Linked DNA regions of Homo sapiens: region 1 is linked to region 2. A link is an interaction called in ENCODE POLR2A ChIA-PET data of the cell type or tissue named here. Cell type or tissue: GM12878. All regions are shown on one strand. Links, peaks and the distances in the headings refer to the core of each region. The heading gives the core; the rest is flanking DNA. Region 1 has its middle 47 kb from the start of LINC02648. Region 2 has its middle 18 kb from the start of LINC02648.

Evidence for each region. Peaks named below come from ENCODE experiments on the same cell type or tissue, not always from the same donor. Only the 100,000 strongest peaks of a DNase experiment are listed, where the experiment ranks them.
Region 1: POLR2A ChIA-PET joins it to region 2 with 5 read pairs; 7 of 35 experiments call an interaction of 5 or more read pairs at or near these places.

Annotation. Positions count from the first base shown.
Region 1 is chr10:6,663,178-6,667,584 of GRCh38, reverse strand. No RefSeq gene overlaps it. Among named protein-coding and RNA genes, the nearest start is that of LINC02648, 47 kb to the right of the region's middle. In GM12878, for the core only: no CTCF peak of the experiment used is centred there; no DNase peak of the experiment used is centred there.
Region 2 is chr10:6,598,570-6,602,976 of GRCh38, reverse strand. No RefSeq gene overlaps it. Among named protein-coding and RNA genes, the nearest start is that of LINC02648, 18 kb to the left of the region's middle. In GM12878, for the core only: no CTCF peak of the experiment used is centred there; a DNase peak (open chromatin) is centred at 2,341.

The DNA of each region.
Region 1 (4,407 bases), core at 233-4,232, 65 kb before region 2:
TACATTTATGGGATTCATTTGGAATGCACTGTCAATACACACAGTGACTTAGAGCTGTGATATGAGTGAACACCGATGACTTTTCCATCTCAGACTCCTGAAATGCAGTGGAAGAGGGGATGTCCAGTTACATGTTGATGAATAAAAATAGCAAAGGAAATATATAAGTAGAAAGCCCATAATAAGACAGAGTCTCCCAGTCATCCACACGACCACAACAGTCCCATTTAGTAAACTGTACTGCAGTTCCCTGAGTGATGGTCTGGTGTCCGTAATGAATAGTGCCTCTGTCCAATGTACCAACGTCTGGCCCTCAGGAAAAAAAAATATATATATATAAAATATATATAAAATATATAAATATATATAATATATATTTATATATTATATATCATATATAACATATATTATATATCATATATAACATATATAAATATTATATTGTATATATCATATATATAATTTATATATAAAATATATATATATATATATAAAATAATGTGCTGGGCTCATCTGACTTTTGTACGTAAGGCCCTGCACATGGAAAGTTGTCCACTTAGATAACAGGAATTATGCAGCATCAAATATGTCATTACCATACATCTAGAAGCATTTAGAGCCTTTCTAAATTTTATAACCACAGGACAGATTTGACATGATGGAGTTAACATTCATGCTTCAGCTATTTGTGAGTCATACGTGAAGGATATTTTATGTGTCCTTTTGTGGAGGCTTGATTTGGAGACAGGAGTCAGTCCCTGGGGTCTTTAGTGACCGTCTTCAACTAGGCTGCATTGCATCCCAATCGTGACACAACCTCACTGCGGCCAGGCAGTAAATTCAATGAGTAGATATTGTCAACCCCATTGCACTGATGAAGAAGCTGAGAAGAGTATGTCTGCAGTGGTGGTTTGGTAATGGACTATCTCAATGATTTCTAGACGCATCTCTTGTAAATTATTCATCCCAAATGTCAGGTATCTACTTTGTTGGCTCTTCTTTGAAAATGCCACATGGAAGAAAATCCCTCAACCATATGAGAACTGTCTTAACTGCCTTTGTCTGTTTTCTGTCTTCTTTTTTTCAGAACCAGCTCTCACAAGTGCCTCTAATGAATTTGGCTGCTTATTGGGCTTATCAAATATAGGGTAACTTCATATTTGCATTGCAAATTCATCACCTAAAGAATGAGCTGACATTTCATTTGTTTCTAGGCAGGTCTTCAAGTCTTCCAATTGGAGCACGTATTCTAGATATACTAAAATATATCCGAATAGATTTTTAAAATTTTTATTTCAAAAAATCATTCTATGAAAATAGATCCTCACACTGGCTTAAGGAAAAATAATTTATTATGAGAATGTGAAAAGGTCTTTCGAAACCTGAGAATGAGAATGCAATTGAACCTTATAAAAAACTAAAACCAGGAGCCTGAATAAGCTGCGTACTGCGCTCTGTCTCCTGTCTCTCCCCTCTACTCTTATCTGCACATCTCACTTGGTTTTTTCTCTTGTTCTGCAGAACCGCATGGCAGGAAACAGGGCTAACAGCATCTCTTGTGCTTTCCATCTCACTGCTTCAGGCACTAAACAGATACCAAACAGACTCTCAGTTTCAGACCTAGTATCTCAAGGAAGAGACTCATCAGCCCAGCCTGGAACAGGTCCTATGTTTGCACAGACCAACTCTGGACATGAATAAGAATCGCGTCTTTTTTTTTTTTTTTTTTTTTTGAGACGGAGTCTCGCTCTGTCGCCCAGGCTGGAGTGCAGTGGTGCGATCTCGGCTCACTGCAAGCTCCGTCTCCCGGGTTCATGCCATTCTCCTGCCTCAGTTTCCCGAGTAGCTGGGACTACAGGCACCCGCCACCGCGCCCGGCTAATTTTTGTATTTTTAGTAGAGACGGGGTTTCACCGTGTTAACCAGGATGGTCTCGATCTCCTGACCTCGTGATCCGCCCGCCTCGGCCTCCCAAAGTGCTGGGATTACAGGCGTGAGCCACGATGTCCGGCCTTTTTTTTTTTTTTTTAATGAACAGATAATTGTGTGGAGTGTGTGTGCGTGTAAGCACAAATGCCAGGAATTGTTACTACTGACTTTCTTAGTCTGTCTTTTATCTTTAAAGCCAAAATCTCAAAATATCACTAATGATTTTTCTCTATTTACTTGGCTAAGCAGGAATAAAATAACTTCATATTTAAATGTTCCTTTAAATTACACCAAAACGTTTTCTTTTATTTTTACCAAAGTATATATAAGTATATCAAGGCTATAATGTTTTTCATGAGTTTGTATTAGGTTGATCAGGTATCCAGATGATATACAATTATCATCCAAATATATTTTGAATTGTCTGAAATATTTGAATTGAATTTAACTTGATCTTCCTTCTCAAAAAATTTGTAATAACAAAAGCATACTGGAGAGTACTAAATAACACATTATGGATTCATAATATTTACACATCTGCAAAAATAATGATTAAGACATATGCTCCAAGCATTTTTTTAAAAGGAAATTAGCTATATTGTTACTTGCTAATTTCTTCAAAATTTTCCTTACTCTGTCCACATGATGGACCCTGGCTTCCTAGGTATGTTTTTATTCTAAATCACAACCACTTGTTATCTTAAGGATAATCTATTAGCTTGATAACAAGAGCAAAGTAATAAATGTTTTGAATGATCCTCTATAGCAGTAGGCAAGATTAAAAGGTAAACATGAAAATGTAGACAGATGATTGTTAAACAAATGTAGTAATAAATAAGAAATTATTTTTAAACAAATAGATACTAAAAATTGACGTATGATATGTATATAAAGGCCTAATAAATTGATTTGCTAATGGTTCCTTGGGTTCATTAACATCGATCTTTGGCATACCGTCCATTCATAAGTATACTGAATTCCTTTCCAAATTGCCAGTATCCTTATTCCTCAGCCAGCAATGTAATCACTTCAATTAGAATGAGAGAGAGTTTATTTAGTAGATACTTGTACAGAACTATCTCTGATTTCAAGGAAAACAAATTAAGCAATATAATTTGGGAGACTGAGTCATGAAATAGGAGTCCGAAGACCCCACTTTTATTCTGGATCCAACACAAAGCTATTATATGACCCTAAAAAAGTCATTTCAATATGCCAAGTCTCAGTTTTTGCATGTATCAATCATTTCACAGAGATACAGGGAAGATTTTATTTGACAAAAACAAATGTATATACAATGAAATGCATAGCTGTTGAGTGTCCAATTTGATACATTTTAGCAAATGTAAGCATGGAGTGTCACCAACACCCAGGTGAAAATACGGAACATTAGCCAGGCTTGGTGATGAGTCTCTCTAAAAAAAATTAAATCAAAATATCGAACATTTCTCTCTCCCCAGAAAGTTTCCTCGTAGAGTGGAAGAATTTCAAGATGTCTTCAGTACTGCATCACCTATAAATCTGGACTTCATTATGAATCACAACCAGGAGGATAGGCCCGTGAATCTACTTCCCTGTGACTAAATTATTCGTTTTATTCATACTATTTTCTCCCTAGACCAATAGTTCCCAAACTGTACTAGGATAATTCCTGGGACAAATCATCTGGCTTGAGAGGTGGGAAACAGCCAATACAGTTAGCCAGGTAACAGGGTCAAACTCATGGGAGCATCAGGCAAAGCTGAGCATGTCTCTTTACTGCAAGACCCGTCAGCACCTTTTCATTGTCTTAATGTGCATTGCAACTCTGTCCTATGAAAACATGCAATGCCTATTTCCAAAACTTATTGTCCACAGTGTATTTTTATTTCAAAACACCTACTTATATCTCAAAGGAACTCAAGTTGCTGCTAAGACAATTGGGAAATGCTTACCTTGATCATGACAGACTCAAAAACTGTCAAGGAAGGCTGAGAACATTCCAAAGACCTCAGCTGCCATCGACTTGTGTTACTGAGACGTCCTGTGAGGAAACCCTCTTTTCCCAAGGTTTCTGACTAGTTCAGTTCACTAATATTGTGGAATGGATAAAGTCAACATGGAAGAATCTCCCCTCTCCTACCATTTTGGGGGAAATTGGTGTCTAACACTGCAGCTTTGTTTTGTTTTTCATACTTTAAGTTCTAGGGTACATGTGCACAATGTGCAGGTTTGATATATAGGTATACATGTGCCGTGTTGGTTTGCTGCACCCATCAACTCATCATTTACATTAGGCATTTCTCTTAATGCTATCCCTCCCCCAGCCCCCCACCCCCTGACAGGCCTCGGAGTGTGATGTTCACCACCCTATATCCAAGTGATCTCATTGTTCAATTCCCACCTATGAGTGAGAACATGCGGTGTTTGGTTTTCTGTCCTTGTGATAGTTTGCTGATAATGATGGTTTCTAGCTTCATCCATGTCCCTGCAAAGGAC
Region 2 (4,407 bases), core at 128-4,127:
ACACATTGTTTTTATTTTGGAATTTGGATCTATACAATTAACTAAGTGAAAGCTAGTATGCTATATGAATGCTAATTAATTGCTCCTCTTTTAAATAACAACAATTAAGACATTGTTAGCTGTACTGGTTTGCATACACAAATTGTTTGTCTTTGCTACTGGAGAAACTCACTGATCACAGCTGCATGAAAAATGTCTGGTCTACGAAACTTCCATCCATCTTCACATGATAATGCTTAGTTATGCACAATTAATTAACACTTGTAGATCAAAGGATTTTACTCTTATTTATGTCTACCTTTAACTCCTAGAATTGTGTACAATTACTTCCTGAGAAAATTTGTGCAGAATAATCACTTAACATGAAATAAAGTAATAAAACATTGAAACTGGGATGTGCATATGTGCATGAGTCTGGGATTGGGTGAGTTTCTGACAAATTGAGCATATGGAGCCTTGTGATTGATACAAAAGTAGCCATCTCTGAGAAGCCCCAAGCAGCTCGTGTTTGCACAGATTCTCTAGTGACTAAGACTGTTCTTATTTTCTCTACGCCTTTTTCCACTTTCCCATAAGCATTTTTAGACTATGCACTGTTTTTCTACACTGAAATCATCAAGTCACCTCCAAATCTTAAAACCAAGCAGAGAAAGGCCATTATTTAATCATAGCAGTTATGGGGTACAGAAGCAGTCTTCACATTTCCTACATCACATGCAGCCAGAAATCATTTCCTCCCACTGTAAACCCACCAGATTTTTTTTCAACTCACAGGAAGAAACAATGTTTTGGTCTCACTTATTTGCAGGTATATTGGAGGTTTGTATATCTTAAAAGAGAAACTGTCTCTAAGCCCCCAAACCCAAACCAAGGTTAAAAAATGCCCCCTTTTTCCTATTTGGCCTGGAAGCCAAATAATGCTTTCAAAGTAAACCTGTGCATTTTTAAAAACCAATGAGGATAATTCAGAATAAATAAATAAATAAATAAATATTCAAGTTTTCTCTCAATTTTGCAGATCTGGCCACACATCACATCAGCCTCAGGGTCTTCAACATTTTGTGACTGCCACGAGCTTTCCCCAGAACGATAAGATCAACACCGGTGGCTGAATATATCTCTGTCTCTAATTAAAGGCTTCCTTCTGTGCTGTGCTATGGATTAACTTGTAATCTACCGGCAGGTCTTCTTATGCTAGTTACCAAATACACAGTTCCAGGGACGAATTCTCTTTGAAACACCTCATTGATGAGTATTTAAAGCAGGGATCCCTAACCTCTGGCCTACAGACATGTAGCATTCCATGGCCTGGTAGAAACCAGGCTTCACAGCAGAAGGTGAGTGGCGGGCCAGCAAGCCAAACTTCATCTGTGTTCACAGCCGCTCTCCGTGGCCCACATTACCATCTGAGCTTCGCCCCCTATCAGATCAGTGATGGCATTAGATTCTCACAGGAGCATGAACCCTATCGTGAACTGTGTGTGCGAAGGATCTGGGTTGTAAGCTTCTTATGAGAATCTAAGGCCTGATGATCTGTCACTGTCTCCCATCACCCCCAGATGGGGCTGTCTAGTTGCAGGAAAACAAGCTCAGGGCTCCCACTGATTCTACTTTATGGTGAGTCGTAGAATTATTTTATTATATATTACAATGTAATAACAATAGAAATAAAGTGCATAATAAATGTAATGCACTTGGATCATCCTGAAACCATCCCTGTCTCCACCCCATCCATGGAAAAATTATCTTCCATGAAACCAGTCCCTGGTGCTGAAACGGTTGGGGACTACTAATTTAAAGGACACCCCATCATGCATCTCAACTACTATTTTTGAGGACAGATGTTAGTTATCCTGAATAATCAATTTTGTTATTCATCTGTTTCTCTTTTATATTTCTCACAGATACGATTTATCAACTGGATAATTTCTCTGAGTAATCAAGAAATTAGTAGCCTACGCTTGTAGTATGTGTTAACTGGGGAGATAAAGATTCCAAGGATAAAGAGAGTAAATTGATGTACATCTAATCAATGGATGTAACACCAATTTAAATGTTTAATCAATTCTCACAAACTCTTCAAACCCCTTGAGATGCTCTGTGTTCTCAGGTGGCTGCCATGCAGAGCCTGCGAATCCAGCAAGGGACTCTTGAGGCACCAGCAGCCTCCTTGTGAATGGCACCTGTCCCCCTAGCAAGACCACCGCCCTGGCCTGGCTTCATTACCTGGTCGTATAAAGACGGCAATGTTTCACTACCTTCCCAGAATTAGTGCTGACTCCCTTGAGTACCCAAACAGGAAATCCACAAGTTTTAAAGTACCCGTTCAATCAACCATGCTTGGTAACTTTCACACAGGCTTATGCAAGAACTTGCTCCAGTACTGTTTTTAATCATCTCTTCTGGAGCTGGCAAATTGTTTGCTTAATTTTGCATATGCCAACTCCAACGAGCTCATAATAGCTCCCAGGAGCGCTGCATTGAGAAGGATTCTGAGATCCTATATGAGCTTATGGGAAAGCACATTGTGTCAGGCAGCATTTATGCCCCATCAGTCTTGCTCCAGCCACTGCTGTAGGAACCACCTGTGCACAAGTGAACCTCACAACACCTCACTTCAGTTTCCTGCTGTCTCTTTTGCCTTCTATCTGGGGGCAGTCCTGCTCCTGTGGTGAGGAATCTCTGTAGGAACCAGCCCAGCCATGCTGCCAGTGGGCTAATTGCTGGGGCAGCCCTTGACCAGTGGGCTGAGAGCCAACAGGGAAATACTCCATTTCTGTGTCTTGGGTGGACAGTGCTGAGGAACATCCTACACCATTCCTCAGATTGCCCTTGATATGGTTTGGCTCTGTGTCCCCACCCAAATCTCATCTTGAACTGTAGCTCCCATAATTCCCACGTGTTGTGGGAGGGACCCAGTGGGAGATACTTGAATCATGGTAGTGAATAAGTCTCATAGGATCTGATGGTTTTATAAGGGGTTTCCCTTTTTGTTTGGCTCTCATTCTCTCTTGTCTGCCACCATGTAAGACATGCCTTTTGCCCTCCACCATGATTGTGAGGCCTTTCCAGCCACGTGGAACTGTGAGTCCATTAAACCTCTTTTTCTTTATAAATTACCCAGTCTCAGGTATATCTTTATCAGCAGTGTGAAAACAGACTAATACAGTCCTCCCTGGGGTTGATCCCACAGCCATAACCAGCTAATAATGCATCTATAAACCGGCTGGAATTCCCACTTTCCCTCCTCACTCTCCTCAGTTCCCCATTCCTGTTCTCTCAGATCACTTCTCAAAGTAAATTGTTTCTATAAGAGTTCTTATCTCAAGTTCTGCTTTCTTGGGGGGAAATCCAAGCTAAGAAAAGTCGCTGCTAAATTATTGGGGTTAGCCATGAATGAAGGTTTCATGGGGAGTTCTACCTCTTAAGTTCTACCTCCTGGTGTCTTCCATCCCTTACAATGATTTCAACTCCAATCAGCAGCGGAGCAACTGATACAATATCACTGAGGAGGCGGTTCAGTTAGCTGACAGTTGTTATCATTATGTATAGTTTAGAATAAACAATGTGTTTGTTTTAACTCCAAGTTCAATCTTTCGTTCATCATCTTTAAAAATTAAGACAAATGTTTCATCCTCATTATCAACAACAATATCAACAATCTTTTCTGGGTGATTTTTTTTTCAGAGTACTGTCTGAAAAGTACTGTTGAGAATGACCAAGGAGACAAAAATAGAGAACTACTTGCGAGACTAAAGTATAAATGATAAAAGAGGGTAGGGAGCTGAGGGGATGAAGAGAGGTTGATTAATGGGTACTATACTAGTTCGTTCTCACACTGCTATAAAGAACTACCTGAGACTGGGTAATTTATAAAGGAAGGGGGTTTAATTGACTCACAGTTCTACAGGCTGTACAGGAGGCATGGCTGGGAGGCCTCAGGAAACTTATAATCATGGCAGAAAGGTGAAGGGGAAGCAGGCATGTCTTCATATGGTGGCAGAAAAGAAGGAGAGCGAAGGGGGAAGGGCTGCACACCTTTAAACAACCAGATCTCATGAGAACAGTAAGGGAGAAGTCTGCCCCCATGACTCAATTGCCTCTCATGAGGCCCTTCCTGTGGGGATTGCAGTTTTACATGAGATTTGGCTAGAGACACAGAGCCAAACCATATCAGGTACAAACACACACTTAGAAGAAATAAGACCTGGTGTTTGATACATCAGTAGGTTAATTATAATTAACATGAAGTGATTGCACATTTCAAAATAACTAGAAGATAATAATTTGAACATTCCTAGCATAAAGATAAATATTTAAGATGTTGGACATCCCAATTACCCTGATTTGATTATATGAATGTACCAAATTATTACATGTACCCTAAAAATATGTACAGCTATGGTG